Regions from separate parts of the Mus musculus genome. Here region 1 is linked to region 2. A link is a loop called in an ENCODE intact Hi-C map of the cell type or tissue named here. Cell type or tissue: gastrocnemius. All regions are shown on one strand. Links, peaks and the distances in the headings refer to the core of each region. The heading gives the core; the rest is flanking DNA.

Region 1 (15,367 bases), core at 4,048-12,047, 62 kb after region 2:
CATACACACACACACACACACACACCACACACACACACACACACACACACACACACACATACACCACACATACCACACACACACACATACCACACACACACACACCACACACACATACACACACACACATACACACACACACACACACACACACACACACACACACACACACTGAATTTTGGATTGTGGATATAGTTTTAAAACACTATTGAAATTCACAGGGAGGAGCTATGGGTGAGGTCTGGGGACAGACTAGGGCTGAAACTTGAAGCAAGTTGGTTCAGGACTCCAGGTAGGGCAGGGGCCAAGAAAAGAGCTGCAACCTCAGTCAGAGGAGGATGTGGTGTTCACGGCACTGGAGTTACTTCCCAAAAGGAATTTTGCTGTCTTCATTCCCAATGACATCGCGCTTCACCTTTTCTTCTGTATTTCTCTGTATTGAATACATTTTCACATCCTGCATTGACTTCCTCATTCCCTTCAATGGCTTGTCCACATTCCCTGGGAAATCATTGTTTATTTATTTTTCTTTCACTTATTTGGACAATTTTGTCATCATTGTTTTGAATCCTTTGGAATTTCTTGAACCTGGGGAGACCATTATTATGGGATTGGTAATTTTTGGAGGATACCTGTTATCTTTAATATTATTATTATTATTGTTGTTGTTATTGTTGTTATTATTAATGCAACTTATACTGAAACTTGTATATGAGGAGTTAGGTCATTGGTTTAAAGTTTCATGTTTGGAATGTTTGGGATTGATAAGTTGAGGTCAGGTTGAGGTGTTATTTCTTGTTAAACTGGTATTCAGGGTCCTACACTCTATCCCTATCCCTCCTCTGCAATAAGAGTTACAATGGAGTAATAGTTAACTACACAACAACCATCCCTCAAACATCATTATACTAGGGAGCAAAGGGATGCTGACGGCCCTGTGTATGCTAATGATATATTAGTTATTGTAGCTATGAGTGGAAAGGAAAAGACAACAAAGGAAAGGCACACAAAGACTGTTGATTATTATTGGGATGATAGAAAGTAGACGAGGACTGTATAAACAGGAGAGTGAAACACAGTAGCAGAAATGTTGGGGAAGGGTGAGGGATTTTGGTTAAAACACTGAAGAGAGTAAAGCTATGCAAGCATATGCCATAGAATAATCATCTCAGGAGGCTGAGGTACAGAACCCTACAAAGCAAGACAGCCTATGTTCCTCAGGACACTGAAAAGCAAAAGGAAGGAATCAGGGCAGAAGGGAAATAAAGTAAAGAAAACCAAGGCAATGTATGGCAAGAGTGGAGTTGAGCTGAGATGGCTGGACATCTCACACATGAGACAAGTGAAGGTGACAGAGTTAGACAGAGGACTGAAAACTGACTGGCCTTATTGTTGGCTCTTGTCTGAACTCTCTTCCCTTTCTTCTCTACCACGGGGAAGTTCTCTCTCTCTTCTCTGTTTCTGTCTCTCTGTCTCTATCTCTCTCTGTCTCTCTCTGTCTCTGCCTGTCTCTGTCTCTGTGCATGTGTGAGTGCGCATGAGTGTGTATCTGCCTGTGTGCTGGGATTACAGGCATATGCCATCATGCCTGGCTTTATGCAGTACTGTGAATTGAAACCAGGGCTTTGTGCATGCCAGGAAAGAACTCTATTAACTAAGCCTTGCCTCCAGCCCTATCAAGTGGGTACACCTACAGGAAGGACTGAATTCCTATTTTTGAGTGACAATTTAGTTATATTATGAGGTCGGGAAAGGAGCTGGGAGCTAGGAAAGGGAAGGTCAAGGAGATAGAGAACCCAGGATTGCTAGGGACCAGAAGCTTAGAAAGGAGAGGGGACAGAAGGTATGTGTGTGTGTGTGTGTGTGTGTGTGTGTGTGTGTGACCATTCTTTATTACTTAGCAGTTTTGAATTGTATTGCTGTTTCTCAGGATAGTTGTTGACTGGGTAGTTGCCAGGAGAGGTTCTGCCATGCTGAGGCTTAGTTGATCTGTGAGTAGCAGATTGCAAATCACCCAGCAGTTCAGTCTTCTTTGAACGTTTTCTTTCTCAAGCATGTCTCCTTTGTGAAATAAGTTATTAATTTATGCTTATAAAGAAAAGGATGTGTAATTTTGAATCAGTGAGTGTGAGTTAAGTTCTCTTGTTGCCAAACTCAATTATTATTAGTCACTACTTTCCTAAATCTTGGCTTTCTTTATAATATAATGGAGATGCTAAAATTGCTTTCAGTTATTAGAGTGTATGGAATGCTTTGGGCCATCCCTGACTGTGCTGCTTATGTTCTCTGGTATCCTGTTTGGATTAACATTTGCCCTAGATTTTTGCAAAGAAGGAATTCTTATTGCTGTTCTTGAGGTAACCATAGATGTACTTGGTGGGCTCTGCTTTCAGCTGCCTATCCTGTTGAGCAGGGTGTGACACCAGTGTGGTGGCTGGAGTTCTCTCTTCACCTCTGGTTCCATCTGAGTGCAGCTGGGAGACCCTGTCATGCCCCTGGTCAGGAACAACATGAGGGTATTGGCTGATAAGGCCAAGTGCTATTAGACAGGTGGGTCAACTGATTTCTGGCCATGGGTAGTCAGTTGCTGCAGCCGTTTTTGCTGGTGTTGGCCATTGGTGACTTGGTGCACCAGCTCCTTGATTGATGTGACCAATGTTTTGGGCTGTGTGACATCAACTGCTCAAACTGCCTGGCTGGCAGTTAATGGGTCAGTAAAAACTGTGGGAAAGCAGAGGCTAGAGATACTTGCTGGTTCTTAGGACATTTCTAATTGACTTTGGGACGACGTCCTTTGGTTCTTGCTCTTTCTTTTCTTGGCAAAACTGGACTTACTTTTCAATACACAGATCAAATATTTCCTTCCTCTCTCAGTCATTTTTTTTTCTTTTCTTGTAACTACATATAAATACCCACACAGGTCACATAGTTTTCTAATTTTCGTATGTTGGTACCTTTCATGAACTATGGCACATAAAAGCATGCTTTGTCTCTGCCCACCTGGTGTCCAGTCTTGGAGGTTGAAAAGTGAGTTGATTTTGATTTCAACATCAACATGATCTTGCTTACCCACTCTTGAGCTGCGTTTTTAAAATAAATAAATATGTATTTATTCTTGTGCCATGTGTATGTGTTTTGCCTGAGTGCATATATGTGTACCAAGTACATGCCTAGTGCCTATGAAGTCGGAAAAGGGTGTGGAATCCCCAAAATATGGGTGCTGAGATCTTGGGTCTTCTGCAAGAGCAGCATGTTTTCCCCAATGCTGAATTGTCCCCATAGCCCTCACTGTGAGCTTCTTTAAATTCTCCTCTTTTTTCCATTGTTTTCTTTCTGCTGTCTCAAACTTCCACATCTCTTTCTCCATTTATTTCTTCTAGGATCTGTGTCCTGATCATTTCTTCTCACTCTGCTAAATTCTATTACTTTTAGATGACTTTTGCTTTTTGTCTTCTTTGAGAGAAGGCAGGATCTGCATTGCAAAGTGTAGCATTAAATTGTGAAGTGGGGGGGGGGGATGGCATGTTTCTGAAACCTTTGTCACAAATACAGGTTTCTTGGTGGAGGAGCCCCTTCCTTCTGGAGACCACCTCCACACTCAAAGAATAACTGAAGTGGGAACTGGGCCAGTGGTTTTATTTTCTGCACAAGCACCGCCAAAGCACAACAAAGAGGCTGGAAGTATCCCCAGGTGGAGGTATGTTCTCATGTCATCAGGAAGCCTACCTGCTTTCCCTGTACCCTGCCCCCTCTCACCACATGCCGCAGGGGATTTTTTTTTTTTTAAGTCAGAAAGGCTGGGGCATTGACCTGTGTTATGTACACTGTTTGTACTGTTGCCCTGGACACTGGGATGACAACTGAGCCACTGTCTTTCACAACTAGCTTGCTTACCTGCTGAGTAATGGGCTGGCTGAGGGCCCTTTTTGGCCTCCTTCCTTGGCTTCCAGCCTTTTGGAGGCACAAGCAACGTTTTCTTTCTAAAAGGAAATTTCGGCTCTCATCAGGAACATGAAGGCCTTTCTGACCTTTTAATCATCTATAGGGAAGATAAAAGTCCATCTTGGATGGAGGATCACATGAGCTGAGGTACTTTAAGCACTTAGCTCAGAGCCCACCACATGTAAACTACATACACCAGTGCCTGTTAACTGTCTATCTGTCTTCACATGCAACAGTCCACTGAACCCAGAGAGGAATCCCAGAAGATCTGTAGCTTTAACCTGAGGATTCAGAGGCTAGGAATAGAGCCTTTTACACTCCTCCTTGGGCTGGGAGAGCAGAGAGTAAGTAGCCAGAACAGGAAGCATCTTTCCTCTTCCTACTTCCCCTGAGCTCCATCTTTAGCCCTCTCCTAAGGAAGAGCATGACACAGATGCGGAAGCATAGTTTACAATAGCATCCAGCTGCAGAGCAGTCTGCTGGCAAGAGCCTGGACAGGCCCTAGAGAACGAAGAGGACGAAGATGACAAGCAGCTTTGAATTCCTTCTGGTATGTCTACAAAGTGACAAGGGTACAGGTCCACCTGTGTGTGTGGGTGTGTGTGTGTGTGTGTGTGTGTGTGAGAGAGAGAGAGAGAGAGAGAGAGAGAAGTGTCCTTTCATTTCTGAGGCATAAAGGGAGATCTCTGTAGATAAGAGGGCTCTCTCCTCCCTGCCTCCACACTGTCCCTGCTCCTCTGCAAGGACAGAGAATTTTCATGGAATAGTCTCCTGGATTTATGGCCGTGAGGCTTGTGTGTGAGACTACATAGCCTGCTTTCCTGGTGAGGTCACTGTTTCTTGAGTTATTGTCTTGCTTTACTTGGCCTGCATGAATAACAAGAATGTGGTGCAGAGGGCTTATTTATGAAGTACCAAATCTCTGCCTGGTTATACCTTACCAAGCAAGCTTCCCATCAGACCTGACTCCTCAGGAGCACTTTAGTCCTAGGGTCTGGTTTGAAGTCTAGTGAGGCTAAATGAGCAGGGCTGGGCCTTCTTCCTCCGAGTTGGAGCAGACAGACAAAAGCCTGTGGTCTCCTAAGCCAATGCACTTTGTAGGTTTCAGTTGAGGACTAATTTTGCTGGTAGGGAATGCAGGCAGGAGGCCAAAGGCAGCAGTTGGCAGCAAGTAGACTCTTTTGAATTCAAAAGAGTCGTCACCACCCACATCTTGCTTCTGAGCCAAGCAAGGGTCACTGGCCCGGACTGACCTGGCACACTGGGTGACCACCTGGGGCTGCAGGATCAGCCCAAATGCTACAGTGGGAAATGGAGAGCCTTGTGTTCAGCCGCCCTGGAGCCCTTCCCCTGCCCACCTTCTTCTGAGAGAGAACCCTGGACCCTGGCTCAGGAAATGATTCTATTTTCAGTTCCTGCCTGGCTGGCTGAATCACTCACTGCTCGCCACCCGTCCCTGCTTCTTCTGAATGGGGCGGATTATCACACCATATGTTAATGCAATTCACAATTTGCAAAGCCCGGTTAGGCTTGGGCTCTGTTGAGTTTTCATCAGCCGGTGAGGTAGATCGGGTAGGTAATTTAATTTGAATGCAAAATAGAGGTTCAAAGAAACTCAGGCAGCAAGGAGGCTCACCACTGTGAGGTGGGGTCTGGCACCCGGCTTCTCACTTGGCAGCAGTTTCTACACTGTCAGGGGTTCACAGCTCTTGGGCTGAATGGCAGGGGACCCTGCTAACAGTTTCCTGTCTTCTTTATAGAGGACATTTGCTTCAGAAGGGTGTTAGGCTGTGGGAGTGCAAAGAATTTAAAATCTTACTTTCTAGTCTCAAATTGAGTCTCAGATTCATCTCTCCAATCCCTAAGGTTTATATGACCCACAACAACGTAAAGGGCAACCCCTTCTTGCTCCGATCCATTTCATGCTTGTGTGGCCTATACTTTAGCCTATAAGACAGGTACATTCTAATGCATTGTCTCTAGGACAGTCCAGCTTTTAAGAACTGGCAGAACCTGGGCAAATGGCTGGCAAGGATGAATACTGGTCATAATACTAATGGAGCCTTCCATCCTTCAAGCCTGTAGGGTATTGCCCAAGACTATTATCCACAGAGAAGTTGGTGAGAACCCTAAGGGAGGGGCTCAGTAACCAGGGACAACATGGAGGGAGGCTCAGGGTAGTCCCAGGCATTTTTAGCTACTGTGGAAGTGCTCCAATAGTCTCACTTGAGTAGCCACACTAATACAAATCAGCTGCATATTGGCCCAGGTAATTTTGTTTAATCATTTCTGGGACAAGGAGGCAGGTAGGATATTTTCTTTTTCAACCAATGAAGAAAGTGAACTCAGAAATCTGCATGAGGTTCTACAGCCACTCAAGTTCTCGTTGTCACGTTTGAAGTGCAGAGCACGGGATACCCAAGACTTTGGGTGGAGGAGATGACAGTCCTGGCTGGTCAGAGTATTGGGGTCTGAGGCCCTACTGAGGTCAAAGGGTGAGAGGTGTGGGGAAAACAAGGAAGGGAACTGAAAAGTGTGTGTGTGTGTTTATGGAAAGTTGCTGAGCTGAGGGGACAACAGAGAGAAACAAGCTTGCTCTCACTGATTAGATTTGGTTTGAGCTAGTCCTGGGTGGTACCAAGAAACAATTTGCATAGTTTGTGCTGCCTCTTGTCTTTATCTAAAGGTTGGCATCTGGGGAACATGTGTGCTCTTGGAGCATTACCTATAGAATCTAATATGTTACAAATAGCTGCGTCCTATTTAGTGAGAGCTGCTGCTGAACCCCTCATGTTCCCCCAACCCTTTGCCAATCTCTCTGTTTCCTGGCTGGTGGAAGGCTTAGCTCAATGGAGTGTCACACAGGACACAGGATGATGAGGTGTGGCTCTCTGTGAATCAAGCCCTGGAGATCAGGTGGTTGAATAGAACGCTTACTTTGTTTCTTTGTGGGTAGGCCTCCAAATATGGGTCAGCATTTGCTCAGCACTCCAGGGACACCTGCTCTACTTGAAAATGTAGGCCCTTTCAGCAAGGCCTCAGCCACCTGTTGGTAGGGGAAATTGCCTTATGGCAAATGCCTTCTGGCCCAGAGCTTGAGACAGTGGCCCTGGCTCATGACCCCAGCTATTTGGGAGCCCTGTGAAAGAGAACTTTGAGTTTGAGGTCAGTCAGGTAGCTTAGTGATTCAAAATAGACTTTAAAAATGGGATAGGGAAGGGCTGGATCTGTGGCCCAGCAATGCTTGCCTAGTGCCAGAGGACCCTTGAATTAAATCCTAGTACTGAGGAAAATGGGAGGAGTGAGGTATAGGATGTGGTATCCCAGAAAGCGAGCTTGTGTTTGGCCTGAGAAGTGTGAGAGATGTGGGGAAAACAGAGTTGTAAGAGCCTCTCAGCTTGGATACCTCTACAGACTCCAACAAGGGCCAGGAGTGTGCAGCCTGTAACAAGCTTAGCTACCCTCTCCATAATGATTCTGCGTGTTAGGTTTCTCTGTTGCCATTTCTCTATTTTTTTGCTCCTACCCAACAGAGGGTATATTGGTAGATAACGAATTGTGTCCCCGGTCCCATGTGACAAAGTAAAAATCAAATGACCAGGTGTGTGGGCTAGTTTTCAGAACAGTTTTTTTCCTTGTCCTTTGAGAGAGACAGGGATGCATTTGTTGGGAACTTCTTGGGCTTCCTGGTAGAGGATGACATTCCCGTGACATTAGAGATGGAGTGCAAATTCTAATTCTCCAGAGAACTTTCTTTGCCTGCATTCTTCCTTGTCTATCCCTTTGTCCCTGCCAACTTTGTGTCAGAAACGACCTGTCACATGATTCCTTTTTAAAACTGGTCTTGGCTGCCTTGCTTTTCCTACCCACTGCCCATCTGCCAGCTCTAGGCAACCTTGGTGCTGGGTGGGGTAGGGTATCTCCAGAGTGAGAACGGAAATATGTGACTGGCCTCTGTCCTAACAGAGGCAGTTTTATTACCCTACATGTCCTGGAAACCCTGCCTCTGGTTCAAGCAGACTCCAATCTTGGTTATTGCCAGATGGGCGTCGGCAGTCAGCCTTGGCATCCTTTTGTGAGTGGCTGTGCCGTGGTGAGTCATGGGGGGGGGGCAGTCTCCAGCAAGGAGGCATGAGGTGGGCACAGAGGAGGAAGTTTGGATCTTTTCAAGGCAGAGAAGCCAGCAGGCCGAGGAGGGTCACTGGGACCCTGGAATTTATGGGTGCTACGGAAACGCCTTAGCAGCAGGCGGGAGGGAAGCCCTGGGATTATACCTCATTCAGTCAGTCCCTTCAGCAGAGGCCCTGGTGCTGTCTGGAGGCAGGGCCTGTGATATCAGACCTAGACATTGCCTCAGGATAGAAAGAGCATGCTGGATTCCCTCTCATTTCAGGGAGCAGTGAGGCCCACATGCATAAATCTTTCCCATTGTGCAAACCTTCTCTCATTGATCGAGGGAGCCTCAGACACAATCTTCAAGTGGTTTATTAATGTCACTAACAAGGCATCCTTTATTTTTATTTGAATGAAATGTTCTACAGAAGGCAAACATTTCACCATTAAATATTTAAATTAAAGATAAATAAATGAGTCCCAGTCTACATATAAAATAAATCTCCAGGAGCCACACACACACATTTAAGACATCAATTTTAAGTTAAATAAATTCAATCGTTGGAGACTCTGTGACATGTTTTATCCCTAACTTTGTTCTGGATTCCAACTTAATATTGTATATGACATTAGATGGTTCACTGGGACAAAGCACTTGATGCCCAAGTGTCCAGACTATGTTTGGACATGAGGGTCAGATGCTCAGGGTCTAAAGCAGAGGTGGGAGGGCAGCAATCAGCAAGGCAAGAGCCTGGAAGTCTGGGTTTGACTTACCGCCATGTTTCAGTTTATCCAGAGCATCAGGAACAGGAAAGCAGAATCCACAGAACAGCAGAAGCAAGCCTGATACCCAAACAGTTCAAACTCGTGCTTGTGCCAACACCTGCGGAGTCTCAACATAACCTTAGGGTAGAGTTTACCACGGAGTTTCTGCTTTCATTAAGAAGGTCGGATTAATTTAAACCTCTTAATTAGGGAACAAGACTTCCGGGGGGCAGAATTTAAGCCACAGATGAGAAATATATAAGGTCTATGTTACCGACCACTTCACAGGCAGATACCACTAACCAGTCTCTGCACTCTGATACCTCATCTCCACGCTGTGCTCCAGGTAGCCTCTTCCCAGGCCATTGCAGAGGAAGACGTTTTGCTGATTTCCATCCTTCCCTTTTCCTTATTTTGTGTGAAGGAGAAGATACAATATGGGCATTAAAGTTAGACACCTAGAGTTAGGCGACTTCAATCTAATCACTTAACTTTTTTGAATTAGTATCAACATATACAGTGAGAAAATCCACCCAAGTTAGTTGTTAGAAAGAATAGCTTAATTCATGCGTGGTGTTCAACACTGTGCTCAGCACAAGGCAGGTAGGCATTTAACAAATGATAGCTTTGATTACCATTATTTCTTACATGATCATTTTTAAATGATAGTAAATATTAGTTTGAGCCACAGGAAATTGATTTTCAGCTGTTTCAACCTACAAAAATGGCGATTTCTTCTGGTTTCATCTATGCATAATCTCTCTCCCTCTCTGTTTGTGTGTGTGTCCATGCATGATTTGTTTTGTTTTTGAGACAGGATATTGCTAGGCTGTCCAGGCATGTCCCAAACATGTGATCCTCCTGTCTGAACCTCTTTACGTGTTGGGGTCCCTGTTCTCTGCACCCGTCTTAATTATCTAATACACAATGATGTATTTCATTCGAATCACTTCTTTGTTCCAACATTGTCAGATTCTTCTCTCCATTTAAAGACTTTCTTAAATCAGTTATTTTAGAGATGCTCAGACCTGGTGACAGTCCCACAAGCTGCTGTTAAGTCACATACTGCCATCCAGATGCTCTAGTGTCCCAATCTGTAGGTTGGGGACCACAGTGCTTTCTTATCAGAGGGTTTGTAATGGTGAGAAGAGACAATGATGGGAGAATGCTCTCTGGATTAAAGTCACTATACAAAGCTTGTCAATTGCACCACATCACAAAATATTAGACATTAAAATTAACATTGGGATTTTAAGTGCTTTTCTATAGACAAGAATGCACCTAAAGAAGAGAGAGAGCTCATGCAGTCATGCCCATGATTAGCAAAGCAGATTGGCAATGGTTGCTGTTAAGTAGATATTAGAACAAAGCAAAGATGAAGCATTTTGTATTTCATCAAGGGAAAACAGACATGGGATGGGAAAAGTAAGAACTGTTGTGTTCTGAGTACCTCAGAATCAAACTTTTACATTTACACCAGAAACCATACGTTTTGGGAAAACTCACAAAGAAGACAGATCAACTGCCTTCTGTTTTCCTTGGAGGCTTTTAAACAGGCCAGGAAAGTTTGCTTTTGGTATAGCTTTGCCTAAAAGTAGGTATATAACCTTTGTAATTGACCAATACGACTTTAAGACCAATGGCTTTAGCAGTTCTGAGGAACAGCTTTCTTGCCTTCTGAGGATGTTACTTTCCATGCCCCATGTCAGAGTATAAGGAATGATGATGTGTTTGGACCAGCAACCAGCAGAGGGGAGGGTGGCTCAGTCCCAGTCCTCAACTCTTCTATCTTCCTCCGAACCTTGACCAATGCAAGGTGCCCATGAAATGTCGAGTTTAGTCGGCTTCAAAGGCGCTGTTGGTGGCTCCCACATATTCAGACTTCTTCTTGTGCCTGGTCCACATTTTTCGTAGGATGCCAGGGACGCCACAGGAAGTACTGCCTGTTAATGGCAGGGAGGCTTCTGCTCCCTGGGGAAGGGCTGGGTACTCTTCTGCTATCTTCTTGAGGTGTCTGGATCTAAATGAAAACCAGAGTGGGGTGGGGATGGAGCAGGAAAGGCAATTACTGCACTGAGCCAGACTTAAGTTGTAACTTTGAGGAGAGTGGCCAGCCAGTGTTCTCCTCTCCTCCTCCATCCTATGTCCATGTCCTGCATAGCTGGAGGGTCACAACACCCACAGGAATGTCTCTGGGGTTCATCTAAGATGGGGTACAAAGAGATGACCATGAGCACAGAGATTTATGGGATCTGGGCTCCTTTCCTTATGTTTTGAGTCTTGCTCGCCTAACCAGTAGAAATCACTGAGTTATGAGGTGGTAGATCAGCGGTAGAGTGCTTGCCCAACTTGTATAAGGCTTGGATTTGATCTCTAGTATAGAGATAGGCAGGTGAGGTGGGGGAGGGGTGGCTGGGCTTAGAGAAACCATGCAGCACTGTAGCCTAGAAAGCTTAACTTTTATCAAGGAATGGCATAGTCTTTCTGGTCTACCTGACCAGTCCACGACAGCCACCGCCCCTCTGACATTCAGAGGCTCCATCCTGAAAGTTCCCACTTTAACTCCCAGGGTTTTACTTCCTTTGGTCAATATTAGATATACTTTGATTGTGTCTGCTTTTCAACAACTCATCTTGATTCCTAATCTCCAATTGAGATCTGAAAAGATCAGGGACCACACTTGTATTCTCAGCCCTTAGGAGACAAAAACAGCAGATCTCAAATTCCAAGCTAGCTTGGATGATGCTATAAGAAAACCAAACATCAAGCATCAAAAATCAAACAAGGGCTGCAGATACAACTCAGTGGAAGAGTATTTGCCTCACACATGCAAGCCTTGATTCCAGTCCCAGCATCCAAAATAAAAAGAGGAAAGACCAGGGTAGAACCTTTTAGATTAAGGTTTTGCCTCATGAAAGGATTAACTGATTCTTGGGTTAGTAGATTATCTCAAGAATGGGTCTGTCATAAAAGCCAGCTTGCATATATCTCTCATATATGAGAGTGTCTCTGTGTGTGTGAATGCCCTGCATGACCTCTGGACTCTGTCTACAGAGAAGCCATCTTTGGGTACAGTTCATTGGCACTGGATTACACCCAAATTAACCTCTCTTCTTTATGATTTACCACTTGGTGGTATTTTGTAACTAACAAAAGAAAATAGATTAAGATGTTCTTTTAGCCTGTGTCCTGAGCTTGCCGCTTCCCAGTCACTGAATTAGATGTTTCTCAAAAAATGTCAGCAGTTTGAGTTAAGCTTTATATGCTGGTGAGTTTTATGTCAGCTTGAACTAAGCTAGAGTCATCAGAAAGGGGGGAACCTTAGCTGAGAATAAGCTTCCATAAGATCAAGCTGTAGAGCATTTTCTCAATTAGCGATTGATGGGGGATGGCCCAGCCTATAGAGATGGTGTCATCCCTGGATTGAAGGTCCTGGTTTCTATAAGAAAGCAGACTGAGCAAGCCACTAAGCAGCACCCCTCTGTGCTCTCTGCACCAGCTCTTGCCTCCAGCTTCTTGCCCTGATGAGTTCCCTTCCTTATTTCCTACACTGTGGAAGTGTAAACTGAATAAACCTGTGCTTTATTGTTTGTTTGTTTTGCAGCATTGGGGATGAAAGCCAGAACCTCACACAAACTAGCCAGGTACTGGACCTCCGAGCTGCATACCTGGCCTGAAAACGATTTGACACACTTTTTTACCTGTGGGTGAGGGTCCCTAAAAGAATTCATGAGGCATTCCTGACACCATCTACAGAGGTTCTGGATATGACTCCTGATTACATTCATCTAATTAAACAAAGCCCCAAGAGCAGTGTTAATGAGGTGGAAACCATGAAAATACTCCAGCTTAATCCCAGGCAAGCAGTTGATGTGAGATAGCTGAACAGAGGATTTCAGGCCTCATTACAAGGTAATTTACAGCCACCATGGGTTTTGGTGTGCATAATAAGTGAGTGAAGAATTGGCCACCTGTTCCTCTCCTGCTCATGATGGATGGATGGGCAGAGAGCCACGTAGGCAGCACAGCAGGAAAGCAGTAGACTTACCCTCTTCCCAGAACAGCTCCATGTTCTGAGCCCTTGGCTGCCACCTCCGCCCCTGCTGGAGCTTTCACCGAGATCCTAGCCACTGGAGGAATCTGTGTTTCAAGGAAACGGGGAAAGAATTGAGATGGCACCACATTCCCATTCTGGCATTTATTGGAGCCATTTATAAGAGGGCTCTCTAAAGGTACCATCCTCCAACCCAGGCAACAGTCCTCCCCCAGTCAGTGTCAGACATGATGGAGGCCTTCTGTGGTACCAGCCCCACACAGTGTCTGATTTAGCAGGTCGGACATTACCTGGGATTGCTGAATTGAACAAAGTCTGTGAAACAGTTGGTCCTGGGACTCTAAGAGTCACTAGCCTACAGACATGTGTGAGAAAGCCATTCAACCTTCCAAGAGAGCTGTCACCCTTTCCCTTCCACTGCTAGAGTCTGATTCTCAATTCTGTAGAGTCTGTCTTCAGCCCTGCTGCCCACACCAGCATGAGCCTTTCCATTTGCTTTCTTGCCCCTTCCAAATCATGGTCCACTCAGACCTTGTTTGTGCCTAGGCCTGCTACACTGTCCATGTCCTGCTTGGACTCTGAAACCACCCCCAACCCAACACCTCAGCATGGAAGACTCAGGCCGACTCTGCTCTTTCTCTTTGAGGTCTTGCAAGCTGACTTGCAGCTCTGCCCTTTAAAGGTGACCATGTTCACCTTTGTCTGACCCAGTGTCTCCAGAGCACTATATAGACTACGTGATAAATCATGCCTTCTCACGTTTTTATTTTTCTTTCTGTAGTTCTCTAGTTACTGTCTTGGTCCCTAGACAAACTGCATGACAAGTGAGAGCATCTGGGCTGATCCTTCCTCATCCCCGTGTTGAACTGAAACTTAACTGACGGCCTAATCAGGGCTAAGTCCAGCAGTTGCTTCATCAATGGGCATACACTTTGCTTTGTTCTTCTGTTCCAAGCCTCATCAAAATGTTAAGTCACCACATTTCCCAAAGTCTCTGGAAAAATTCCAGGTCAAGGACATCATTATTTACCCCTGTCCTGGGGTGGGGAAGGTTGAGTGCAGAGTTACTGTGCCACCTTGTGGCCTCTCCCTAGCTATTCCTTATCATGCCAATGGTTCAGCTAACAGCCCATAGCTCCTTAGCTCTCGAAGGGAATGCCTGGTTCCTGCCCCTTCCTTAGTCCTATCTCATCCATGTCAGCACTGAAACATATTTAGATGGGCAGGCTCTGGGTCTCTCTCCTGCCTCTGCACAACGAACATCGGATGAGTGATGGGGCATAGCTCCGCTCTTTCCAGGCCCATGGAAGTGCGGATTGTGCCTCTTTATCTTCATCTGCACCCTGCACTACCCCAGCTTTCTTTGGTTCCTTGGTACAGCTGCTTATCTGCCAAGGGCACAATCTAAACCTCCTCTGGGGCCTGGGATCAGGAATCCCAGGCTACTAGATTCCTTTTGTATACTTTTTCCAATATAATGACTTTACTGCAGTCCTTGGATTAGGTCTCCTGTCCAGAGCATGAATACCCATATCTGTCTAATTTGTTCCACAAGGATGAGGGGCTGGCCCTGAATGCTTCTGTCATCTCTTCTAGTTTTCATGTTGAGCAGCAGCTGCTGCTAGAGCCTGGTATGTCTGAGATGATTCCCACTCATCACTGACTCTCTTGGGTGAGAGGAAGCGCCACACTCATCCCTAGAAGAGTATGAAGAAAAAGTGGAGGTAAATATGGGGACATGCCCCCTAATCCCTCTTTAAGACAGGACAAACTGTTCAACTTCAGGATGGGCAGAGAGTAGGAAAGTGTCTTTCTGCCGCAGGCCACCTTGCCCAGAGTCACATGCTTTCTGGGATAGTTCACACACCCTAATGGAGTGAGGAAGGAAGACAAAAGTTGAGCCATTTGCACCCCGTTGAGACTCATCTGTGTGGGCAACTTAAACCCTAGAGCCTACACATGAAAGAGTTAAGCCTGGATCTTAGTTCAGTTACTCCCTCCACCTAAGCTACCTCTCTTCCCTCAAGACTGGTATTGATCTCTAATATACATCTTACCCTTCAGTCCTCGAGTCTCAGTGAACCTGACCCATAAAGGGTGCTCCCAGAAGTACCCTGTCCTGAAATGACTGGTTGTTATGGAGTGAATGTTTGTGCCTGACTTAAACTTATTTGTTAAGGCCCTACCTATCCTGTAGTGTGATGGTATTTAGAAGTGGAGCCTCTGGGCAGTAACTAGGTTTAGGTGGAGCATCTATGATGATATTAGTGTCCCACAAGAAGAAAGAGATTTCTGCAATGCTTCTGTTTGTTAAACAGAAAACACTTAGCAGAATGAATCCAAATGCAAGGCAAGGGGAGACCCCTCTCCAGACGCCGAGTCTGCCATAAGCAAATGTTGCGGTGCCATGTGTTTTGGGCTTGCAATACAGCCTCTCTTAGTGCTAGAGAACGTTACATCCTTTTACCCCAGAGCTGCACCTGGGAATTAATT
Region 2 (15,367 bases), core at 3,582-11,581:
AGATGTTTGTGAGCCACTATGTGGTTGCTGAGAATTGAACTCAGGACCTCTGGAAGGACAGTCAGTACTCTTTTTTTAATTAATTTATTTATTTTTAATTTATTTACATTTCAAATGTTCAACCCCTTACCTGGTTACCCCCTCCCAGAAACTCCCTATCACATCTCCCCTCCCCCTGCTTCTATGAGGGTGTTCCTCCACCTATTTACCCAACCACTCCTGCCTCCCCATCCTTGATTCCCCTACACTGGGGCATCTATCAAGCCTTCATAGGACCAAGGACTTCTTCTCCCATTGATGCATGGACAAGGTCACCCTTTGCTATATATGCAGCTGGAGCTATGTGTACTTCTTGGTTGGTGACTTAGTCCTTGGAAACTCTGGAGGGGTCTGGTTGGTTGATATTGTTGTTCTTCCTATGGGGTTGCAGACTCCTCCAGCTCCCTCAGTCCTTTCTCTACCTCCATCATTGGGGAACCTGCACTCAGTGCAATGGTTGACTGCAACTCTATATGTGTAAGGCCCTGGCAGGGCCTCTCAGGAGACAGCTATATCAGGCTCCTTTCAGCAAGCATTTCTTAGCATCCACAATAGTGTCGGTGTTTGGTGACTATATCTGGCATGAATCCCCAGGTGGGACAGTCTCTGGGTGGCCTTTCCTTCAGTCTCAGTCAGTGCTCTTAACCACTGAGCCATCTCTCCAGCCCAACCTTCTATTTTTTTTTAAAGAGTTATTTATTTATTTTATGTATATGAGTACACTGTAGCTGTACAAATGGTTATGAGCCTTCATGTGGTTGTTGGGAATTGAATTTTAGGATCTCTGCTTGCTCCAGTCAGCCCAGCTCTGGTCAACCCCACTCGCTCAGTCCCTGCTCCCTCTGGCCCAAAGATTTATTTATTATTATAAATAAGTACACTGTTGCTGTCTTCAGACACACCAGGAGAGGGCATCAGATCTCATTACTGATGGTTGTGGGCCACCATGTGGTTGCTGAGATTTGAATTCAGGTACTTTGAAAGAGCAGACCTGCTGAGCCATCTTACCCGCCTGTTTTTTTTGTTTTTTGTTTTTTTTTATGATAAATATTTGAGACTTGAGGAAATTTGGATTAAAAATGTGATCAAGTTGAGGGAATTTTACTAGAAATTTCTAATTTCTCAAATTTCAGACTAGAGGTTACTTTTTCAGTAAACAATATTTTTCTTTGTTTAATTCATCTTTATTAGGTTGTCTGTTAGTCTGTATTTCCCCCAAAAGTTTTATCTTAAAAACCAAGTTTAATTTGTGTATTGATATATAAGTAAAATCATGACTATCGTATCCTATTAGCTTATAATACCCCAACATGTTAAGATATTTTTTTGTTGTTTCATAATCCTCTTTATTTACTCATAGAACAGTTTTCATTGAAAATAATTTGCTTATGTATTAAAAATTTATAGAATTAACATTTTCCTGGTAAAGTGTGGTGGTATATATACATCTGTAATACTAGCTCTTAAAGACAGGAAGGGAGTTCATTAGTTCAGTGCAGCCTAGGTTACATAGTGAAGTTAAGGCTACCTTGAAATAGTAGTATATTGTTTTAAAACCAAACAAAACTAAAAAGAAAACAACAACTAAGCCAGCAACATCAACTTTTAAAAAATAATATTTTTCTTGACTCTAAATAAGAACAGTAACAGTGACTGAGGAAACCAAGCACTAGATTGGTGAGCTTTTAGTTTTTAATTAGAGTAACATTTTATTACTTCTGCTGTTCTCTAGATTAATTATGTTAGAGTAGATATTATTTATTTCGGGGCTGGAGAGATGGCTCAGCGGTTAAGAGCACTAACTGCTCTTCCAGAGGTCCTGAGTTCAAATCCCAGCCACCACATGGTGGCTCACAACCATCTGTAACAAGACCTGATTCCCTCTTCTGGTGTCTGATGACAGCTACAGTGTACTTACATATAAAAAAATAAAATAAATCTTAAAAAAAAGAAATTATTTATTTCACTATAAAAGTAGAAAGTTCAAATTTATTAAATCATTACATATTACTAGCACTGATTTCTGCAATACAAAAATGCCTTCAAATGCTGTAAGACATTGAAAAATGATTACATCTGTCTTGGTAGTTTCTAACTACTACTGTTAAGAGGTAGAATAATTTCATTGTTAAATATGAAAGTGGAACTTTGGCAAAGTTACACATGAAGACTAATCCTTTTCCCTTAAAATTTTTTATAGCTGTGTATGTGTTTAGTCAAATGGATTTGATAAGTCAGAGGAAATTAGGGGTTCCTACATAGGGTGTATGTATGTATGTGTGTATAAAATCTAGAGCTTGATTTTTGTGAGATTGAATTTGTATATTGCATTTAGATATTAAAAGTCATTCGTATATTGCATTAAGAATGGCCAAATCTTCAGACTTGATATTTGATATCAGAATGAATTTTTAGGAACTATATTTAGTAAGGCAAAAATAATTTTGAATTCTATTATATTAGACCATCTATTTACAAAATGCTGAATCACTTTTTCTTAAAGGTAGGTAATATATTCATCTTATAGTTGTGCGAAGTTAGTCTGTTTAGGGTTATACAGTTACAACTTGAACCTTGTTCTCATTTTAGAATACACTTAGGTTAATCTTTGGTAACTTCCAGTTTCTTAGTATGCTTTCTTCAGTTTTAAAATGTGCTCTATATATTAAGGTGGTTGAATAGTGAACTTTAGCAGTCATTCTTGCCAGTGTTGTTTTCAGATGGTCATTACTCTGGCTACTTAGTATCATCTAATTCATTATCATGGAGGCTTCATTCTTTAAAATGTCCCTCCCTCCTTCCCTTCCTTCCCTCCTTCCTTCTTTCTCACCCCACCCCCCTTTTACCCCATACAATTCAGGCTCTGAGCTTGTAATCCAACTTATTTTTGGAGACAGTGTTTCTCACTGAACCTATAGCTTGCTGATTTGCCTTCCCCCAATTGCCTTTACTCATCATTTTTCCTAGGTGCCCTTCCTTTCCCAAATAGTCTCTTTTTGCTTTCATTTCACAATATATTCCAGTACCACCTAATGTTCCCGTCATCCCCTTTAGGACTTAATTTTGTATACTCTGATTAATATTGAGATTGTATTGTTTATTCTGAGTAGCTTCTTTAGTCATGTCTGCATATACAGACTCAGTGCTTTAAATAATTTAAATGGCATACTTTAGCTTACATATTGCATTCTTTTGTAGTGAGGACGAGGATGATGACCTTCAATATGCTGATCATGATTATGAAGTACCTCAACAAAAAGGACTGAAAAAACTCTGGAACAGAGTAAAATGGACAAGAGATGAGGTAGTTGCCTGGGAAGCTTGACTAGTCTCATAGTTATCAGTATTATAGTCACGAAAGGAATTATGAAAACAATGTGAGAAAATTATCAGCTTAGTTGTGCATTCTTTTTAAAAAATCAATGATATGAACAATTGTTTGATTTTGGGATTGACTGAAACAGTGTAATAGAGGAATTTGTACAATAGTGACTTTAGTTCTTCTCAAAACAAGTACCAAGTATGACTCAAGAGTATGAGAATAGGGCTGGTGAGATGGCTCAGTGGGTAAGAGCACCCGACTGCTCTTCCGAAGGTCCAGAGTTCAAATCCCAGCAACCACATGGTGGCTCACAACCATCCATAACGAGATCTGACTCCCTCTTCTGGAGTATCTGAAGACAGCTACAGTGTACTTACATATAATCAATAAATAAATCTTTAAAAAAAAAAAGAGTATGAGAATATCATCTACATACCAGGGGTGGAGGAAATATTTCTAATTTTTATTCCTCTCAATAGGATGACAAGTTAAAGAAGTTGGTTGAACAACACGGAACTGATGATTGGACTCTAATTGCTAGTCATCTTCAAGTACGTGAAATGTCAAGTTGTATTTCTGTTACAACATTTCTTTATTTAAACCATTAGTTTATATATTCTATTTTTCAGAAATGTGTCTGTATAGTTTGGTTTTCATCCTTAAAACATCTGGTTAAATTATTTTCTGGTATGTTTGTAGTTGTTTGTTAATGGTTTAGAAAGTAATTTTCCAATTCAGGCTGAGTACCTGAAATCCAAAAATTGGAAATTTCTAAAGTGCTTCAAAATCTACAACTTTTTGAGTACTGATTTAGAGCCACAGTTTTACACTTGACTTAATGTAATACATCACAGTAAAAATGCCAGGTATGCCTGAAATGTTACTATTATTAGATTATGTGTATAAGGTAGATATGAAACATAGATGAGTTTCATCTATAGACTTCTGTTCCATCCCCAGGACATATTATTTTATGCATATGTACATATTTCCAGATCTCCAAACTGAAATCTGAAACAATTTTAGTCTCAAAAATTTTGGATAATGGCTGCTTAACTTGTAAAGCATTTTTCCAGGGGCCTAAAAGAACTTTTACTATAAAACAAAATGGCATTAACTTTTGGTAGAACTTCAAAAATATTTGTGACAAGTGGTTTTATTTTATTTTGATTTTTGTATGTTGGTAATTGAACCTAGGGCCTTGTAAACTCAGCCAAGCACTTTACTATTGATCTATGTCCTCAACTGTGATATATGTGAAATTATTTTGAAGAACTTTACTATTAAAACATTTTGACAGCTAACAAATAAAATCAAGAAAAAATTGTTAGGTTTCTTATCTAATGCATATGTTTTTGGGTATTTTTATTGATTTTTTTTTTTGAGATGAAGTCTTACATAGTACTTACTTACTTACTGGGTAGCCTGGAAGTCATTATGTAAATCAGGCTGGCCTCAAACTCATAGATATCTGCTTACCTCTTTCTCCTGAGTGATAGGGTTAAAGTTGTAAAGTATCATACCTAGCTATTTACATTTTTATTATTTTACAGTATACTTGTTCATCATACCAATATTCGCATATTATTGGCATATAATTTTATATGCAATATGAAGTACTTCTGCATGTACTCATTTGTTTCTTAAGAGCATTGTGAGTTGTTAGATAAATTACCTAAATTTTAAATTTCAGTGTTGATTCTTTTTGGTTTCAGAAACAAGGTTACCTTTGGGTTTTTGTTTGTTTATTTGTTTTCATATAATCATAGAATCTCTCAGTGTAACATGAAAACTGAGAATGAAATAATGGGAGAAAACAAATTATAGAGTTAGTGCAAATTATATTCAAATGTCAGCTCTGTTAATTTAGAGAAAATACTTCTTTGGCCTTCCGCTACTTGCTTCTATAGTATTGTGAGAATTACAAATATAAACAAGGTTGGCACAGTTCCTGACATTTAGCATTTAGTCAGTAAAAGCAAACTCAAGGGCTGGAGAGATGGCTCAGCAGTTAAGAGCACTGACTGCTCTTCTAAAGATCCTGAGTTCAAATCCCAGCATCCACATGGTGGCTCACAACCATCCATAATGAGATCTGATGCCCTCTTCTGGGGTGTCTGAAGACAGCTACAGTGTACTTACATATAATAAATAAATAAATCTTTAAAAAAAGCAAACAATTAGAAGTTATGTATACTAGATTTAAACTAGAGGTTAAAATTTATTTTATTTATATAAGTACACTGTAGCTGTCTTCAGATACACCAGAAGAGGGCTTTAGATCCCATTACAGATGGTTGTGAGCCACCATGTGGTTGATGGGAATTGAACTCAGGACCTCTGGAAGAACAGTCAGTGCTCTTAACCACTGAGCCATCTCTCCAACCCCCTCCCCTCACCCCCAGTTAATTTTTTTTTTTTTTTTTGGTTTTTCGAGACAGGGTTTCTCTGTGTATCCCTGGCTGTCCTGGAATTCACTCTGTAGACCAGGCTGGCCTCGAACTCAGAAATTCTCCTGCCTCTGCCTCCCAAGTGCTAGGATTAAAGGCATGCGCCACTACGCCTGGCCCCCAGTTCATTTTTTAAAGTGTCAATTTTTAATCTACTTAATTGAAGTATAATGTATATCTTCTATGAAAGTGTTTCATGTTTTATTGGTAATTTGAAAGGTATAATTTATAAATATACTTTCACTACCACATAGAGACTAGTGATGCCTTTAAGATGCTTGTACTAAATTGAGCTGCTATGCTTAAAATCTTATATCTGCTTCATATAGTTTAATCCTGTCATTTATTTCTCAATTCTGGATTAATTTTTTATGGACTATGTCTTGCTGCTTGCTGTATTATAAGGATAGTATAGAGGTACATGTCTTAATTTCAAATATGTTGTTTTTAATTTGTAGCCTAAACCTATGATTAATTGAAAGAGCAGAATTGGGATTTTAGGCATGTAAAATAAGCATTGCATATAATAGTTTGATATTGAATATTTTTTTGACTAATATTTGTTCATATGGGTATACTTAAATTTGGGCTAATTTACTTCCTGGAGATATATAGTCAACAATAAAATTGTCCAAATTTTTTCAGAATCGTTCTGATTTTCAGTGCCAACATCGATGGCAGAAGGTTTTAAATCCAGAATTGATAAAGGGTCCTTGGACTAAGGAAGAAGATCAGAGGGTAATATATTCATATTCTTTTGAAAAAATTTATTATTTATTTGTGTATATATGTTTGGGGACATGTATGTGTGTTTATCCTTATGCCACAGCTCACATGTAGAGGTCAAAGGATAATTTGTGGGAACTAGTTCTCTCCTTCCACCCACTGTGTGGGTCTTAGAGATCAAACTTGGTCATCAGGTTTAATGCCAAGTGCCATGGAGCCATTCCTTGCTCCTTGTTCATATTCTTTATGTTCACTGTACTGATGGATTAGATTAATTTTCTTATTAACATGGTTTAACACAAAGTATGATATGTGTGTGTGTGTGTGTGTGTATGCTAAGGTTGGAGGTGGACATACATGTATTGCAAACATATGTGAGGAGGCTGGAGGACTGGTGGTGTTTCTTAAGACAGTATCATTCGGGATTTATTTTTATGACATGGGGGCTCTCATTGGTCTTAAGGTTGCCAAGTAGGAGTAGGTTGGTGGGCCTGTGAGCATTATGGATCTGCCCCATTGCTGGGATTGCATGTATATGCCATTATGCCTGGCTTTTAAAAATGTTGTTTCTGGGTATGGAATTCAGGTTTTCATGCTTGCAAGGAAAGCACTTCAGTAACTGAACCATTTTCCCCAGTGCACACTTTAAGTTTGTTGGTTCTGTTCTTTGGAGGCTATAAGCATAAGAATTGAATGTTGAATGCCTTGAAATGTAGCTTTTTCTCTCCTAGGGCAAGGATAAGTGAGACAATTTATAATAAGTACTGTCCTTTTTGAGAGCTTCATTTACAAAAGGAAAAATACTTTAAAGTTTGGCTTAGCAACATGTCAGGCATAGTTTCCTATCAAAATTTAATTAACATTAAAAATAAATTTTAATTTTATTTTCATATTTAATAACTTGATATATTAGGAAATCACTCTTAATTTTTCCTCTTGACCGTAATGAATCTCATGATTAGACAAGTATCAGGACATCATGTTTCCAGAGGGGTTGTAATAAAAACCAATTATTTGTGCAATAAAAGTTGTTGAAGAATAGAAGCATCTGCTCTCTACTAGGAATTGCTCTTTAATTCTTACCCTTAGCTTTCCTGTTGCTAAGGTGCCTGTGGAATTAGGACATCCTTATACCCATAAGAGCAAACAAACAAAAGTTACTTCATGTGGCTCAGGACTGATCTGACTTTTCTTAATGGGCGATGATAAGTTTTGAAAATGTGATCTGGGGCTAGTGAAGAGGACAGTTGTCTTCTGTCTTCTACATAGTCACTGTGGTTTGTATTTGTCTAACACTCATACTTACAAATCATAAACATGCAAATAATAATAATAAAAATGATTAAGTAAAATACAATGTGAGCTCTGTTAAAAAGATATTTAATGGCTGGATCTAGTACATTGTCTATAATTCTAGCTACTCAGTAGGTCTAGATAGGACATTCATGGCAAGTTTAAGGCCTACCTGGGTAACTTAGTGAGACCCTGTTTAAAAATCGAAATGAAGAAAAGGGCTGGGAATATAATTCATGGTAGAACACTTGTTAAACATACCTAGTACTGGGCAAAAAAGAAAAACCAAAAAGCTGTAATCAAATAATCAAAGCTGTACATTTAACCTTTAAGTCTTATTTTTTAAAAATATGACAAGTAGACACATTTCAAGAAAATTGTGATAGATGTTAAACTTAATTAATCTACCAATACAGAGTGAGCATAATTCTTTGTGATTCATGTGATACTTGACTGGGTCAGAGTAGCAGCGAAGTAGGTGGGCCAAGGAGATGAACTGTTCTTTAAATTTTAGTTAAACTAAAAGCAAACAAAATATAGGACAAATGTACAAATGTTACTTCAGTTACTTCAAATTACTTCAGAATAATTATCTATGAGTAATTAGCCCCTTGAACTTTTTGATGCATTTTGGGTATTGATTTTTGAACTCGTTGAGTGCTGAAGGATAGCTATTATTAACATTACCTTCTGTGAATTATAGTTATAGCTGAAATTTAATCCATGTTTTCTTTTTTTGGTCTTTTGAGACAGGGTTTCTCTGTGTAGCCTTGGCTGTCCTGGAACTCACTCTGTAGACCAGGCTGGCCACCACGCCTTAAGTAGAATTCTTAATTTGGAGTTTTTTTTCTCTTTTTGTTGTTGTTGTTGAGGTGCTTCAGATCAAACCTAGGACCTTGTATTGGGAATAAAAGAAAAACCAAAATGTTCCGTAATGACCCCAACCTTGACTTGTTTGAGTTACATTTTAAAATTCTTTCATAGTAATAGTTTTTCAATCTTTGATTTTGCTTCTTAGGTTATTGAATTAGTTCAGAAATATGGGCCAAAAAGGTGGTCTTTAATTGCAAAACATTTAAAAGGAAGAATAGGCAAGCAGTGCAGAGAAAGATGGCACAATCACCTGAACCCTGAAGTGAAGAAGTCTTCCTGGACAGAAGAAGAAGACAGGATCATATATGAAGCACACAAGCGCCTGGGAAACCGTTGGGCCGAGATTGCTAAGTTACTTCCTGGAAGGTGCTTACATAAATAAGTTTCTGTGCTTCAACATGACCTTGACTACCTTACTATTGAATATATTTTCAAGTATTTCCTTTCTATTATTCACAATTCAAGTTTAGTCTGCATGCTATGAGCAACCATTTGGGTACATTTGTAATTTTGTGGTAAAGAATATAATTTGTACAATAAAATGGTAAAACCTTTAAGCTTTGCAAACATTTCATCTACTCCACAAGTCATGTTTATGTGTTATTGCTGGTAAGGCAGAACTTGTACAGCTGGTGGAGTGATATCTAAATTAGAGATCTCTTTCACATACTGTGCACAAGGCCAGGGGACTACAAGTACTTTGATTGAAGTAAATTCTTGTGAATGCATGTTACGGAAACTTAGCTCTTAAGCTGTGGGAGTAGAATATGAAAGCCCATGTAGCTGAAGTGTAGTATTCTCCTCTGAAGCAGTGACTAAGTGCATTCTCCACTGTACTGTTCAGACACCTTCTGACAGCCACTAGGACTGCAGATCTTATCTTAGGCAATTTCATATCTTAACTCAGAATACATATCCTCATGCTTCATAGCTATAGTCTCTATGTAGTACTTATAGTAACTAATATGCTTTTATATGCATTCCTTAATCTTTGTATACTTTAGAAATATGTAAAGGAAACATTAATGCTTTGTTTCATAGGAAATTAAGATGCAGTATTATATTTTCTTTTGTCCAAGTTACTATCCCTGGGCTGTGAACTTCTGATATATTCAGTATTTTATGCACCTTTTTACTCTGTGTAGAACCTCACTTAGTGCTTTAACAGAGTGGGTTTCTAGTAAGTGTATATTTTATGCAGAATGAAATTTATACTACAAATAGCTTTAGGTTCATCTTTATAAAAAGAACCTTGGGCAAAAAGGGAGCTGATGAACTCATTGTTTAAAAATATAATATTCTGAGAAATAGTTAAGAATATTTGAAATCTGTAACTTGTACTTTTCTTTTTCTTCCTGTCTCTTCTTAATGGAATTGAGGATTGACCCCAGGGCCTCATTCATTATAGACAACTAAACAAGCATGATTTTTTTTTTTTGTTTTTTGTTTTTTGTTTTTTGTTTTTGTTTTTTGGCAGTTTGGGTTTTTTTTCCCATTTCCTGTTGCAAGGCCTTTGTACTTGGTATGCCTTTTATCCAGAGGCTCTTTCTTTTATTTTTTGTTTTTGAGACAGGCTCTTACTATGTTGTCCAGGCTAGCCTTGAATTCCCTCATCTGTTACCTTCAGGCAGATGATCCTACGCCTGCCTTTTTTCCTGTTCTTGTACTGGCAGCTCATCTCCTCTTTGAGGTCTCGTGGCTAGAGATCTTTCTGGTCCACCTATCCAGACTTAACCCCACTGCAATGATAATCTTGTTTTTTATTTCTTTGTTTTTGTCTTTCTTCTGTGTTACTATGCTTTCAGTGAGAATTTAACCTCGGTGACACAAGGGACTAAATACTCAATTTTACCAGTTGTAAAAATATGTCTTATAAGCCGGGCTGTGGTGGCCCACGCCTTTAATCCCAGCACTTGGGAGGCAGAGGCAGGCGGATTTCTGAGTTCGAGGCCAGCCTGGTCTACAAAGTGAGTTCCAGGACAGCTAGGGCTAGACAGAGAAACCCTGTCTCGAAAAACCAAAAAAAAAAAAAAAAGTCTTATATATTTGTTCAAGTTTGTGCTAAAATTTGTAGAATTCCTTTCCCCTTTTAAAATTATATACTTTCATTTCTTAGGACTGATAATTCTATCAAAAATCATTGGAATTCTACCATGCGAAGAAAAGTGGAACAGGAGGGCTATTTACAAGATGGAATAAAATCAGAGCGGTCTTCATCAAAACTTCAACACAAACCTTGTGCGACTATGGACCATTTGCAAACCCAGAATCAGTTTTACATTCCTGTTCAGGCACATATTTTTAATATCTTTATTATTTAAAAACAAGTTCTTTAGTTGCTATATGGGAACTATTGGATTGGGTTGGGCTTTTTTTTTTTTTTTTTTTAGGACAAGTAAATTTTGTTTTGGGGAGTGACATGGATAGACTTAAATTTCTAATCTGAAAAAGTAAGCCATAATTTTGACAAATATTTTAGTACAAATTTCACTTGAAAGTTTCCTTCTATATGTGATTTCCACATTGAGAAATATAGTGCGTGCATATAATAGTACTCTTTAATTCATTTCATTTATGGACATAAAGATGTGCTTTAACATCTATGTCATTTCTCCTCCAACATTGTTCTGTGTAATGTAGTATTGCCTATCTCACAGGTGTGTACAGAGCAGTCTAAAGGAGAAGTAGTAAAACGATCATGGAAACAGTCCTTTGGGAAACAGTAAATAGCTGATCTTTGATCTTGTTACACTGCTCTTTGCCTGAGTGATTTAGCCTTCATTTAGACAGACTCATTAGAGGTTACCCAAATTCAAATTCAGGGAGCTCTCTGTCTTGTCCCCTACAACACACATTTACCCACCTGTAAGAAATATGTTTAGTGATCTTCATAAGACTTGCTTTCCCCTGTCTGTATATGTATTTATAGTAGACAGTTCTTAGTTCTTTTTACATAAAATGTAAAAGGCTGTTAGGACCAAGTAGTATCTCACAAAAGATAGACTTGGGCACAGTGTTAAAGTCTGCTTCCTAAGCCTCAGGTTTCATTTCATTCTACTTTTTATGAACATTACTAAGTTCTTTTAGACTTACTTTTAAAAGAAACAAAGTAGTCACATCTTAATTTATAAATAGGAAAACATGGGACTACAGCAGTGTAGTTAACTGCTGTCATTTGACCTTAAGGATTTTAATGTTTTGTTTTTAAAACATTTTCTTTAAAGTTTTAGATTTCAATAGTGTAAACAGCAAGGTTTTGCTTCTGTCTTAGAAAAATTACCATTTAAAGTTTTTTTGACTTACAGAAAGATAATTTTAAAAATTACTTGTTGCCAAGGGAGTGTTTGACAATCTCAACCACAGTGTGTTGAAGAGGATAAGGGTAGTGTTTAAAATATTAAGAATTGTTTCCCATTTAACAATTTTGAAAACTTTATATAATTTAAATTTTAAACTATTAAGAAGATAATTCTAGCCTGGCAACTTTGGCGCATGCCTTTAATCCCAGCACTTGGGAGGCAGAGGCAGGCGGATTTCTGAGTTCGAGGCCAGCCTGGTCTACAGAGAGAGTTCTAGGACAGCCAGGGCTACACAGAGAAACCCTGTCTCTAAAAACAAAAACAAAAACAAAAATGGATAATTTAGTTTTTCTTAAGAAGTGTGAAGAAAAAATATGTTGGTTTGAAATACTGTGGCAAATTTTCATTGAAAACTTTGAGAAAAATAAGTTCCTAATCTATTGGAGCTTCCAAGTTGAGCAATAACTGATCCTAATTGAGTATTGTCACAGCTAACCTCTAGGTTAGAGCTCAGATAGAATGATTTTTGCATTAGATGATGATTTAGGCCAATATAGAAAGTAGACAGATTATACTTATTTGTATTTGATTGCCAGATTTTTTTTTACAAACATCTCATACATTTTATTAGTGCCCCTAAATTAAAATAAACTTTACAATTTTTATTACCAATGTTTTAGGAATGAGGCAGTGATACTTAGTGTGCTGTCAGAGTGTCTGTTAGGACTACATGCCTGACTCTGATTGGTTTCTACTTGAGTAACAGAAAAAGCCCTCTTTTCTTTTTTTCTTAGAGATTGATAGTAGGTGGTGATAAGAGTATGAACACAATTTATTATCTTCTGTAGGCATTAGGGGAGCCCTCAAAAGCTGACTTTTTAAAACATATGGTAGATGATGTTGGTAACAGACAATTGGCTGATAGAACCAGGACTGGAAGCCAAGTGTGGTGATATATACCTGTAATTTCAGCACTGGGGAGGTGAGGGCAGGAGGACCAGGACTTTGAGACCAGTCTCAGCTATATAGTTAGCTCCAGCTTGCTTGGGCTTCAAGACAAAACCCTGTCTCATAAAATCAAAAGACAAAAATACAAATCTAAATGTAGGTTATTTCCTACACTTAGGGTTTTATCAGTAGATTCTAAGGACAGATGATACAATTATTAAATAAAAAACTATTGTAGTTATGAGTTTTCAAAGTTGCTAGACAATATTCAGTCTCCAGGTTTTTGTTTTGTTGTTGGTTTTTTGTTTTGTTTTGTTTTTCTGATACAGGAGCTCAACATCTAGCCTTGAGATTTTACAGAGTTCTGTCTGCCTCTACCTCTTAAGCATTAAAGGCATGTGCCATCCTTCCCAGTGTTCCACTTTTAATGGACATTTTATCACAACCTTTCTTGACATCAGATTCTTAAAAAAACGTATAACCTCTAGCAATACTTTACTTCTTGTTTCAGATCCCTGGGTATCAGTATGTGTCGCCTGATGGCAATTGTGTTGAACATGTTCAGACATCTGCCTTTATTCAGGTAAGGCTAATTTGTAACAGAACCACAAAGGAAGATAGTAACCATGTGTTGCTTACCTATAATCCCAGTTTTTGAGCTGAGGCAGGAGGATTGCCACAGTTCAAAACAAGCAGAGCTACATAGCAAGTATCAGGCCAGTCAGGGGTACAGAATAAGAAGCAAAAACAATAAAAGTCTAACAAATGAAAAACAGGAATCCTGGTGATATGTACAGACCTGTGATCCCAGCACTTGGGAAGATGAGGCAGGAAGATGCTGTGCCCTCCCTCCACTAAAAACAAAACAAAACAAAGCATTTGACATAGTTTTAGATGTTGAATAGTACTCATTTCCTTATCTATTAAACTAGGATAAAGAACATTGCTGAGTTTTTTTTTTGTGTTTTGTCTTTTTAATTTTTGTTTTTACTGTAAGTATTATTTATCTAAAGGAAAATGTATAAATGGATTTGAAAAATAAAAGCCATAAAAGTATGAGGTGACTAGCAGCACTAGTGTGGCAATTTGTTCACTTTTATAGCTTAAATCATTCAAACAGTTCCTGAATTGTATAAAACACTTTATAATACATTTATCTAAAATATTGCAGAGGTACATTTTTGAAACATAGTTAATGCAATATGTTTTTAGGATCCCCCCTGCTATTCATTTGTAAAAGTATTATGTAGCCCTGGCTGGCCTTGTAGTTGATATGTAGCCCAGATACTCTTATAGTCCTCTGTGGTCCTCCTGTTTGCACCTTCCTACTGTAGGGATTACAGCTGTATGCCATCATGCTGCATGGTTTTAGGTGATGCTGGAGACTCGCCTGGGCTTCTGCATACTAGACAAATTACTACCTGAATTATATCATTACCACTGTTTTTTGTCTTTTTTTTTTTTTTTTTTTGCTTTGTTGAGATAGGGTGCTACCATGTAGCCCAAGGATAGCTTTAAACTTGAAACCCTCCTTTCTTTCTGTTTCCAGAGTGAAGGAATGACAAGTGCACTACCATACCTGAAATAATGCCCCCCCCCATTTAAATTTTCCCAGTTTTCTTTTACAAATTTGAAAATATTTACAAGTACCCTTTTAGATTCCAGAGGAAATGTGGTATAGATTAGTAACATTTGGATTTAGTATTATTAAGCTTTTTATAGGCTGATGAAAACACAATCTTAAAGCAGTTGTGATGGTGCTTGTTTTTCTTTTATTTAACTTATTTTAGCAACCCTTTGTTGATGAAGATCCTGATAAAGAAAAAAAAATAAAGGAGCTCGAGTTGCTTCTTATGTCAGCCGAGAATGAAGTTAGAAGGAAGAGGCTTCCACCTGTAAGGAACGAACTTACGTGTTTGCATTTGATGGTTGGAGTCCTCACATGGACGCGCTCATTCTTTTCACTAGCTGTGGAGGACATTTTCCCATTTAATTTGCAGTTTTGATGTTTCCAGAGTGTTGACATGGTTCTGTATTAGGATACTTTTTTTTTCCTTAAAAAATGTTTCTTAAATCATAAATGACTTAGAGTAAAATCTTTCATTTGTATTTTTTTGTGTGTGTTATATTAGGCTTTTAAAACTTGGTATTACATGTAAGGGTGGATTAAATTGAAAAGCTTGTAAAATACATATAGGTATAGAGAGATAAACTCTAAATTATTTTTATTTTCTTTGAAAAATTGTCTTTCAGTTTATTTAGGCTATGAATCAATAACTAATAGCAGAAGGGAGCATTTGGATTTACATTCTCTAAAGAACTTTTTCAAAAGAAGAAGGCTGATATGGATGCCTTTGATTTAGCCAGAATAACTAGGAGTATTAAATTAAGATAAGCGATATAACTGCTAGTAGAAT

Evidence for each region. Hi-C counts contacts between places; a loop is a spot of excess contacts. Peaks named below come from ENCODE experiments on the same cell type or tissue, not always from the same donor. Only the 100,000 strongest peaks of a DNase experiment are listed, where the experiment ranks them.
Region 1: it touches region 2 in a loop (7-fold over the local background); 14 of 42 quality-filtered maps call a loop at or near these places.

What each region holds. Positions count from the first base shown.
Region 1 is chr1:9,620,186-9,635,552 of GRCm38, reverse strand. It overlaps Vxn (vexin), which reads right to left. Exons shown (of 6, transcript NM_178399.4): 5 at 12,869-12,960; 6 at 8,411-10,840. The coding sequence ends at 10,657. 2610203C22Rik (RIKEN cDNA 2610203C22 gene) reads left to right here and starts at 4,461. Exons shown (of 5, transcript NR_015470.1): 1 at 4,461-4,492; 2 at 14,471-14,598. In gastrocnemius, for the core only: no CTCF peak of the experiment used is centred there; DNase peaks (open chromatin) are centred at 5,566, 6,501, 6,915, 7,911 and 1 more place; H3K4me3 peaks cover 2,113 bases; H3K27ac peaks cover 4,430 bases.
Region 2 is chr1:9,681,263-9,696,629 of GRCm38, reverse strand. It overlaps Mybl1 (myeloblastosis oncogene-like 1), which reads left to right. Exons shown (of 15, transcript NM_001290397.1): 2 at 3,238-3,343; 3 at 3,841-3,912; 4 at 6,457-6,549; 5 at 8,849-9,069; 6 at 10,820-10,994; 7 at 13,462-13,533; 8 at 14,741-14,845. Among named protein-coding and RNA genes, the nearest start is that of Mybl1, 11 kb to the left of the region's middle. In gastrocnemius, for the core only: no CTCF peak of the experiment used is centred there; no DNase peak of the experiment used is centred there.